Linked DNA regions of Homo sapiens: region 2 is linked to region 1. A link is an interaction called in ENCODE POLR2A ChIA-PET data of the cell type or tissue named here. Cell type or tissue: Caco-2. All regions are shown on one strand. Each heading gives the region's core, and the rest is flanking DNA. Links, peaks and the distances in the headings are about the cores only.

Evidence for each region. Peaks named below come from ENCODE experiments on the same cell type or tissue, not always from the same donor. Only the 100,000 strongest peaks of a DNase experiment are listed, where the experiment ranks them.
Region 2: POLR2A ChIA-PET joins it to region 1 with 5 read pairs; 2 of 35 experiments call an interaction of 5 or more read pairs at or near these places.

The regions. Positions count from the first base shown.
Region 1 is chr22:42,281,338-42,285,715 of GRCh38, forward strand. It overlaps a transcript of TCF20 not described here. Among named protein-coding and RNA genes, the nearest start is that of TCF20, 13 kb to the left of the region's middle. RefSeq lists enhancers at 881-1,731, 1,732-2,581. In Caco-2, for the core only: no CTCF peak of the experiment used is centred there; DNase peaks (open chromatin) are centred at 1,070, 1,838, 2,244 and 2,824; H3K4me3 peaks cover 1,330 bases.
Region 2 is chr22:42,496,324-42,500,701 of GRCh38, forward strand. It overlaps the pseudogene SERHL. Among named protein-coding and RNA genes, the nearest start is that of RRP7A, 21 kb to the right of the region's middle. RefSeq lists enhancers at 2,356-2,876, 2,962-3,463 and silencers at 2,460-2,754, 3,664-4,033, 4,054-4,103. In Caco-2, for the core only: no CTCF peak of the experiment used is centred there; DNase peaks (open chromatin) are centred at 2,548 and 3,914.

The sequences.
Region 1 (4,378 bases), core at 288-4,287:
GCGAGTTTGCAATGACTGCGGTGTCCATGTGGCACCGCCCAGTCTGTCATCAGGTCAGGTTCTCCCTTCCTCCACAAGTGGCTCCCCCAGCCAGTGAAACAAGGGCCCCACTTCCACTGTCGCCGCCTCTCCCCACTCTTCCCTTCCAACGGCTTCAGCCACAGAGTGCAACCCGCCTCTTACACCTTGGATGCGCTGTTCTTGCACTTCCCTCTGATGGTACACCCTCTCCTGCCTTAGCACGGCAAACTCCTACTCACTCTTCAAGGCCTTCAAATGCCACCTCCTCTGTGAAGCCTCTCTTGATTTCCCTGTCAGACCTCACAGGGGTACTCAGGGAAAAGATTTCTGTGGGGAAAAAACCCCTTGGGGTGAGTTTGCCCAAAGGAAGTGAGCCCATCACACCGTCTAGGACATGGGGAGAGGGCAGCTGTTCCATCCTGGTGGTCCCACTTCCTGGGGGGTCTGAGTCTGGGTGTGTTCCTCTGAGCTCTAGGAACAGGGCTCCTCTATGCCCAGCTCTGGGCAGGTGCCAGGAGTGCAGAGGGGAGGCCTTAAGTGTCCCTGTAACCAAGGATGGTCACCCAGGCTCTGCACCCAAAGGCCTAACAGGGAGACAGACCCACGTCTGTGTGGTCAGGACTGTGAGAGGGCAAAGAAGGTGGGCCAGGCACAGGACCCAAGTCCACCTGAGAGAAGGACAGGGAAGGCTTCCTGGAGGAAGTGAATTGAGACCAGAAGACTTGACCAGAAAAGAGGAGGTGGTGACGTCAGGTTAGGGACCAGCTCCAGGGGAAGGGAGACTGGAAGGAGAGCCACAGCCTTCCCCTGACCTTCTGCCTGTAGATGGTTCCTGCCCTGGCTTCTCAGCTTAGAACTCACAGTCTCTGCTAGGGCCTGAGCTACGGCCTGGCCCTGGTAAAACTCACTCCACCATGCCCTCTCTGGAGGCCTGCTGTAAACACACTGACCACCTGCGCCCATGTCACTGCACCTGCCTGAGCCCTGTGGCAGCCCAGAGACTTGTACCATGGCCGCTTCCTGGCCCAGGGCAGGCTCAAGCTCCCTTGCCCTCATGGGCCCGTCAGAGGAGTCAAGGTCCAGGAGGCTGTGCTAACAGCCCCTGGCTGCAGAGCTGTTTGCCAACCTCCAGGCCAGCCAGGCCAGCACTGTAGCCGGGGGAGCGCCCAGCCCTGGCCTTCGTTCTGCAAAGCCCCATCCCAGCCTCGGTCCCAGGTTCTCGGTCTCTGGTCACGCTTGGGAAGCAGCTGCGGGCAGAAGTAGCCTTCAGAGACCTCAGGCTGCCCAGGCTAAGAGAATGATGGAACGGTGACCCTGGCTGGGGGCAGAGACCTGGGAGGGAGGCCGGAGAGCTGGGACAGCGCCTGGGGGTTGGGAGAGCTGCCCAGGCCTCCTCCGGGGTGAGCTGAGGAGGGGCTGCCATGCCTGGGAGGAGGGGGCCGGCTCCTCCTGCCTCGCCGGCCTGTCTGTCTCCAGCTCTTCACTGTAAAATAAATGCAAGAAGCACACGCCAGATAGAAAAAAAGGGAGGGCCAAATAAAGCCCCACGCCGCCCAGCACGGGCTCCCTCCGTGGGTCTGGGCCAGGGCCTCGGCCTGGGTTACTTGCTGCTCCTTTTCCCGGGAAACCACTGGTGCCAAATTTGCATTTACCACAAACAGAGACAACACAATGTCATAATCCTTCTCCTGTCATTCTCCGCTCTCTTCCTCCTCCCACCTCAGACACACACACGCTAACACAAAATGACGGCTCCCTCGACAGCCTGAATGAGCAAAGCCCTCGATCTGCCTCTTCATTGTTGGCGTTTCTCTCGGCCCTCGCTCCGTGCCCATCGCCCAACTCGCAGCAGACCACCCACTGCCCCTCCTTTGTCCCGCATCACCACTGACAAATGGCCTGCTGGAGGTGGAAGAACATGCCTGGAAATAGTGGAGGGGGGGAGAGGGAGCAGCCAGCCCCAACCCCCCGCCGCTCTGCACCCTCACACCCGGGCTGGCTGCGCACGGCGGCTGGATCTGGACCGGAGGGGACGGGGGCGCGGCTGGATCTGGACCGGAGGGGACGGGGGCGGGCACTCGGCCCCTGGGACTGTGACCCGGGGCCCTGCCCTTCACGCCCCTGCTGCTGCCGCGCTCCCCGAGCAGCCCCCTCGGGCCCCTCCTCTCCCGGCCACCCTCCTGGGCACTGCTCTGAACATCCCCCGCCTCCCCGCCCTCCATCGCTCTTTATGGCAGTTTCAAAGCTACAGCCGCCACTCGAGCAGCTGCGGCCTTTGATGGGGACAAGGCAGTAAAGGCCGCCCGGGAGGCCCCTGCCCAGCCCTGCCCTGGCCCGGCGCGGCCCCTGCCCGCCCCCGGGGAGCCTCGGGCCAGGGCAGCGCGGCGCGGCGGAGCACCCGGCGGGCACGCCTCGCACGCCAGAGCAAACTTTCACGACCGCGGGAGAGGCACCGCGCACACCGTTACCTTTGCAGCCGCATCCTTCCCTGGCCCTTGCCCCAGACCCCTTGCCAGCCCGGCGACCACGGGGGAGGAAAACAACTCCTGAGCCGAGGCGGGGGAGGAGGGGAAAGGGAAAAAAGGAGAAGGAAAAGGAAAGGGGGGCAGTTTCTCGGCTCTCAGCCTCCTCGCGGCTCCTCCTGCCCAAGCCGGCAAGTGAAGTCACAGGGCCGGGGCGGTGACATCAGCTGAGCCTCTGACATCACGGCCCCTGCCGATCTCACCTCTGCAGGGTGGAGATGGAGGAGCAGCGGGGAGGAGGGATGGATGGATGGAGGAGGGAGGGGAGCACCCGATCCCCCCTCGCCTTCAACTGCGGAGAGCGCGTGCCAGCGTGGAGGGGGGCAGGGGAGGGGCGGGCTCATCTGAAGAGTATGTCTTATCTCTATAGATAGGGGCGATTATGTGTCTATTTATAATTGGCCCCAGAGTAAATGGCTTAAAAGGGGCCAACGCCCACCACAGGTGAGAATCGCAGCTCACTGCTGTGCTTGGAGACTGTGGGGTAAAGGCAAGTGTGACCGTTCATAGAGCACCTACTGTGTGCTGGGGATTTGCACCCAGCACCTTAGGTGGTCGTCACGAGGACCAGAGAGGGCTGCATTTTACCTGGCAAGGCTCAGAAAGGGAAGGGCATCTCTGAGGCTGCAGAGCAGGAAGGTGAGCTGGGATGTGAGGCCAGCAAAGTGGCCCAGAGCCTGAAGGGCTAGCTGGGCAGCTCCAGGGCTAAAGCCTTCATGGGCCACTGGAGTGAGCCCTGGCTGCCCCCTACAAAGGTGGGCTTGGAAAGGGCAGGGCATGGCAGTCCCGACCACCTTTTGTCCCAAGTCCCATCTCAGGGAGGCCACAGCAAGAGGAGGCCTGGCCTGGGGTCCTGGCTCTGTTTCTCTGTGTACAACAGCAGCGTCCGTTCCGAGGGGCTGAGCACCTACTACCTGCAAGCCCAGCACAGGCGCTTCACACCCCCTTCCTACCCCATGGCAATGCCTGAGAGGTAAGCACCAACGCCCCGTGTCAAGATGGGGAAACCAAGGCCCAGGAAGCATTGGGACACAACAGAGACCCAAGTGTCCAGTGCCTGGACTCTGGGCCGTGGCCAGATCCTTGACCTGAGCCGCCTACTCCGTAGCTGTTCAAGCCATCCTTGGCCTGGTGGGGACTTCCCTGTCCAGTGTTCCAGCCTCTGCCCTCCAGTGAGAGGCCATGCACTTCACTCGGCCATGCTCGCTTCAGCCTGAGGCCCCTGGCCCAGGGCCCCTCCAGGCCCTGCTCTGCCTACTCCACGGCAGGGCCCTTCCCCTCTTCCCTGGTGCCACGGGGCAGCTGGGCTGCTGACCACTGGCTGCCCCAAACTTGGCACACGCCTGCCACTGAGCTTCTGTGCCTGGCACCTGGTGAGGGCCTACTAAGCGCCAGGTCCTGGTTATCTCATTTCATCCTTCCCATATCTAGGATGTCAGGGTTACAGGCAAGGACACAAGGCAGCTCCCACCGACTATAAAGTACTTCCATTCCTCCTGGCCCTTCCCTAATCCTGGAGCTAGTATTCCCGCCTCGGTCCTTGGGACCCCCTCCGAGCAGCGCACCAGTCCCTGCCCCTACCAAGGGCTGCGTCTGCATTTAGGACCTAACATGGTACAGAATCCACAGGAGGCATTCCGCAGCCCTTCTAGATAAACTACTACTCAAAGACTGCAACTGGAAATGCCAGTGAAGAAACCTAGAACAAACGCCTTCATTCTGTGCTCTTTGGTTTTTATTTTTATTTTATTTTATTATTATTTTATTTTTTTTGTAGGGATAGGGTCTCACTATGTTGCCTAAGCTGGTCTCGAACTCATGGGCTCAAGTGATCC
Region 2 (4,378 bases), core at 281-4,280, 210 kb after region 1:
ATATATAAAAAACCACATCATTTCTATTTGATGTTCTCTCTGGATGTGTATATGCAAATTTCCCTTTTTCCTAAGGACACCTGTCATATTGGAATATGGCCCAGCCTGATGTCTTAATTTTAACTTGTTCACCTCTGAGAAGAACCTATCCCCAGATAAGATGACATTCTGAGGTAGTAGGAGTTGGAACTTCAACATGTGAATTTAGTGGGGAGAACAAGTCACAATTCAATCCATTACAGTCCTACCCAATTGTGAGCTAACAATGTGTGTTATTTGAAGCTACTGAATTTGGTGTAATGGTGTGTGCCTGTAGTCCCAGCTACTCAGGAGGCTGAGGCAAGAGGATGGCTTGAGCCCAGGAGTTCAAGGCTGCAGTGAGCCATGACTGCTCCACGGCACCCTAGCCTGGGTGATCTTGTCTCTTAAGAAAGAAAGAAAGAAAGAAGGAAAGAAGGAAAGAAGGAAGGAAGGAAGGAAGGAAAGAAAGAAAGAAAGAGAAAAAAAAAACAGCTGGGCACAGTGGCTCATGCCTGTAATCCCAGCACTTTGGAGGCCGAGGCAGGCGGCTCACGAGGTCAGGAGTTCAAGACCAGCCTGGCCAACATGATGAAGCCCCGTCTCTACTAAAAAATACAAAAAAATTAGCCGGGCGTGGTGGTGGGCACCTGTAATCCCAGCTACCCGGGAGGCTGAGGCAGAAGAATCGCGTGAAAACCAGAAGGCGGAGGTTGCAGTGGGCCGAGATCCTGCCACTGCACTCTAGCCTGGGCAACAAGAGTGAAACTCTGTCTTAAAAAAAAAAAAAAAAAAAAAAAAGGGCCGGGCGCAGTGGCTTGCGCCTGCAATCCCAGCACTTTAGGAGACCAAGGCGGGCTGATCACCTAAGGTCGGGAGTTCGAGATCAGCCTGGCTAACATGGTGAAACCTCGTCTCTACTAAATATACAAAATTAGCTGGACGTGGTGGCGCATGCCTGTCATTCCAAGCTACTCGGGAGGCTGAGGCAGGAGAATCGCTTGAACCCAGGAGGCAGAGTTTGCAGTGAGCCAGGATTGCACCACTGCCTGGCAACAGTATGAGGCTCCATCTCAAAAAAAAAGAAAAAAATCTGCTAAATTTGTAGTAACTTGTTGCACAGCATAGAAAATTAATATAGTCTCCCTAAATATTATAGTTAGTACTGCCTGCTTTTAAGAGTCTCTTTCAATCTATAGATTCCCCCTGCATCTCTTTATTCTCTCTCAATTTTTTATTGAAAAATTTGGGATGGTTAATTTGTATCGCTTCCCATAGTCTGGATTTTGCTGGTTACATTCCTGTGGTATAGGTTAACAGGTTTCATTTTTTCCTCCTGTAAATTGATCATTGCATCTAGAGTGTTAATCAGATTAAGCTTTTTATGTTTTTGTTAAGACTCTTTCTAAGTACACAGCTACAAGGTGTTTGTGTGTGTGTGTATATGTATATGTGAATTTGTGTATTTTTTTTAAGATAAGATGCCTCATGAAACATACTGATACTTCTGATTCAAATTCAGGAGACAAGATGTTACTCATTCTCTTCTATTTCACATCTGTAACTCCTTTTCCCTACACCAAGAATTCAGTTCTCTGGCCACTGGGGATGATAGAATTTGAATATCACATAATTACTAATTGCTTTGTCCCATGTTCGAAAACATTCTTAGAATAAAAATATAACATTACCAGTCCATATGATCACTAAAAACAGTTCCAAAACATTTTATTTTACTTTAGTATTATTATTACTTTTTTTTTTCTTTGAGACGGAGTCTTGCTCTGTCACCCAGGCTGGAGTGCAATGGTGTGATCTCAGCTCACTGCAACCTCTACCTCCTGGGTTCAAGTGATTCTCCTGCCCCAGCCTCCCAAGTAACTGGGATTACAGGCGCCCACCACCACACCTGGCTAATTTTTGTATTTTAGTAGAGATGAAGTATTGCAGGATCTGGCCAGCAGCCTGCAATGCAACGGGGCTCTCTCTTTGTTCCCAAGCGGATTGGCAGGTTGAGAAATAATAGACACACACAAGATAGTGAAAGCTGGGTCCAGGGGGGTCACTGCCTTCTGGTCCCTCAGTGCCAACAATGCACGGGATATACCAGCATTTATTATTAAGTTTAGTGAGGTCGGGGGTAGGTTAGTGAGGGATTTAGGGTCATTTGATTATGAGGTGAGATGGTCACATGGGGATGAAGCAATTCTTTAACATAACATTTGTATGTAGAAGTACAGTACATTTGTATGTAGAAGTATAGTATACAGAGATAAGAATTTACAACATAGTGTGTGCGTCAGTAATTTCTAACAGAGCCTTAAAACAGAAACACAGTCTTTCCATAACCTATGATTAGCAAGATTTTAATCAGTAGTAAAAACTGCAACAAAAGCTGGTTACAAACAATCCATGGAAACAGGAAGCTAGACAACCGGTTAGACCAGAAATTCTCAGAAGGGAGTATGCCTTAACCCTAAAGAGGCCTAGAAGAGCCACGGCAAGATGAGGGCGTTTATAGCCCTATCTTATCCATATGGACAGGCACCCCCTATGCGTCCATTTATAGGCTCTCCACAAGGGTCGCATTCCATTCCCAGAGCTATGAACATCTGCTTTGCTGGGATACGAATCTTGGTGATGTGAAACTTCCCTGACTGCAAGTCCATTCATAGGCTCTCTGCAGGGGGAAGCACATCACGTGCTATTGGCTCATTCTGGCAGTCCAACCTGGCATTGTCTTTACACAATCCTGCATGCAATTTTGTATTTACAATAATCAGGAGCATTTCATCTTTTATTCCATAGCAATAGTTTCAGGGGGTCTCCCTACAATGAAGTTGCGCCACATCGGCCAGGCTGGTCTCGAACTCCTGACCTCAAGCCACCCACCTGCCTTGGCCTCCCAAAGTGCTGAGACTACAAGCCTGAGCCACCGTCCCTGGCCAAAAAACAAAAAACAAAACACACACACACACACACACACACACACACACACACACTTTAAAGATATGCCCACACCATTTTCTCCCCCTATTTATAGCTGTACTTTGTCTATGTTGTTGGCGAATGTAACCATTACACTCCATCCTCTCCTTTTTACTCCTCATCTTCTCTTGGTTCTCCATGTAAATATATCTTTAATGTTCACACCAGGCTAATGTCAATGTCTTTTTAGTCTCGTTGGTTGTCTGAAGCTTATTTTCTAGTAATTCCTCAGGAAAGGCTTTGGGAACAATATTCTCTGGGTTCCTGCACATTGGTGAGAATCTGCTATTTTTTTTTTCTTTTTAACTCACTCTGTCACCCAGGCTGGAGTGCACTGCCGCGATCTGGGCCCACTGCAACCTCCATCCCCCAAGTTCGAGCGATTCTCCTGCCTCAGCCTCCTGAGTAGCTGAAATTGCAAGCGTGCACCACCACGCCCAGCTGTTTTTCTATTTTCAGTAGAGACGCAGTTTAGCCATTTTGACCAGGCTGGTCTTGAACTCCTGACCTCAAGTGATCTGCCTGCTTTGGCCTTCCAAAGTGTTGGAATTACAGGCGTGAGCCACTGCGTCCGGCCTGACAATCTGCTATTTTTATACTTAAAAGTTAGTTTGACCAGGCCGGGTTGGGTGGCTCACACCTGTAATCCCAGCATTTTGGGAGGCCGAGGCGGGCTCACCACCGGATGTTGAGAGTTCGAGACCAGCCTGACCAACATGGAGAAACCCTGTCTCTACTAAAAATACAAAATTAGTCGGGCGTGGTCGCGCGTGACTATAATTACAGGACTGCCCAGTGGTCGGGACCCTGCTAGGTTCCAGCCAGTGGGAGCGGATGGGGTAGTGGGAAGGCGGGGCCTGGCGGGTGAGGGCGGGGCCTGGCAGGTGGGGCGGAGGCCTTCCGGGGGTGGAGCCGGGGCCTTCCTGGGGTGGAGCCAGCGGCCCTGGGCACAGGGCCCGCCGGGGCTCTGGCAGGGCGGTGGGAAGGCGGGGCCTTCTGAATGGGGGCGGGGACGGCTGGAGTTGCGGGGACTGCTGGAGTTGCGGGGCTTGCCTGGGGTGGGGCGGGGCGGCCTAGGGGTGGGGCGGGGCGGCCTAGGGGTGGGGCCGCCTAGGGGTGGGGCCGGCGGCCCTCGGGATGGGTCCTGCCAGGGCGCAGAGATGGCGGTGGAAAGGCGGGGCGAAGGCGGGGCGTGAGGCGTGGAGGTGTGGCCTGACTGGGGCGGGGCGGGGCGGGGCGGAACAGCCTAGAAGCAGGGCCTGGAACTGCAGGATACACTCCCCTCCTGCTACCTAGGCAGGCGTGAGGGTGTGACGGCCGCGCATTCGCCAGACGAGAGCGATGGCTGAGAACGCCGCACCAGGTCGCCTTA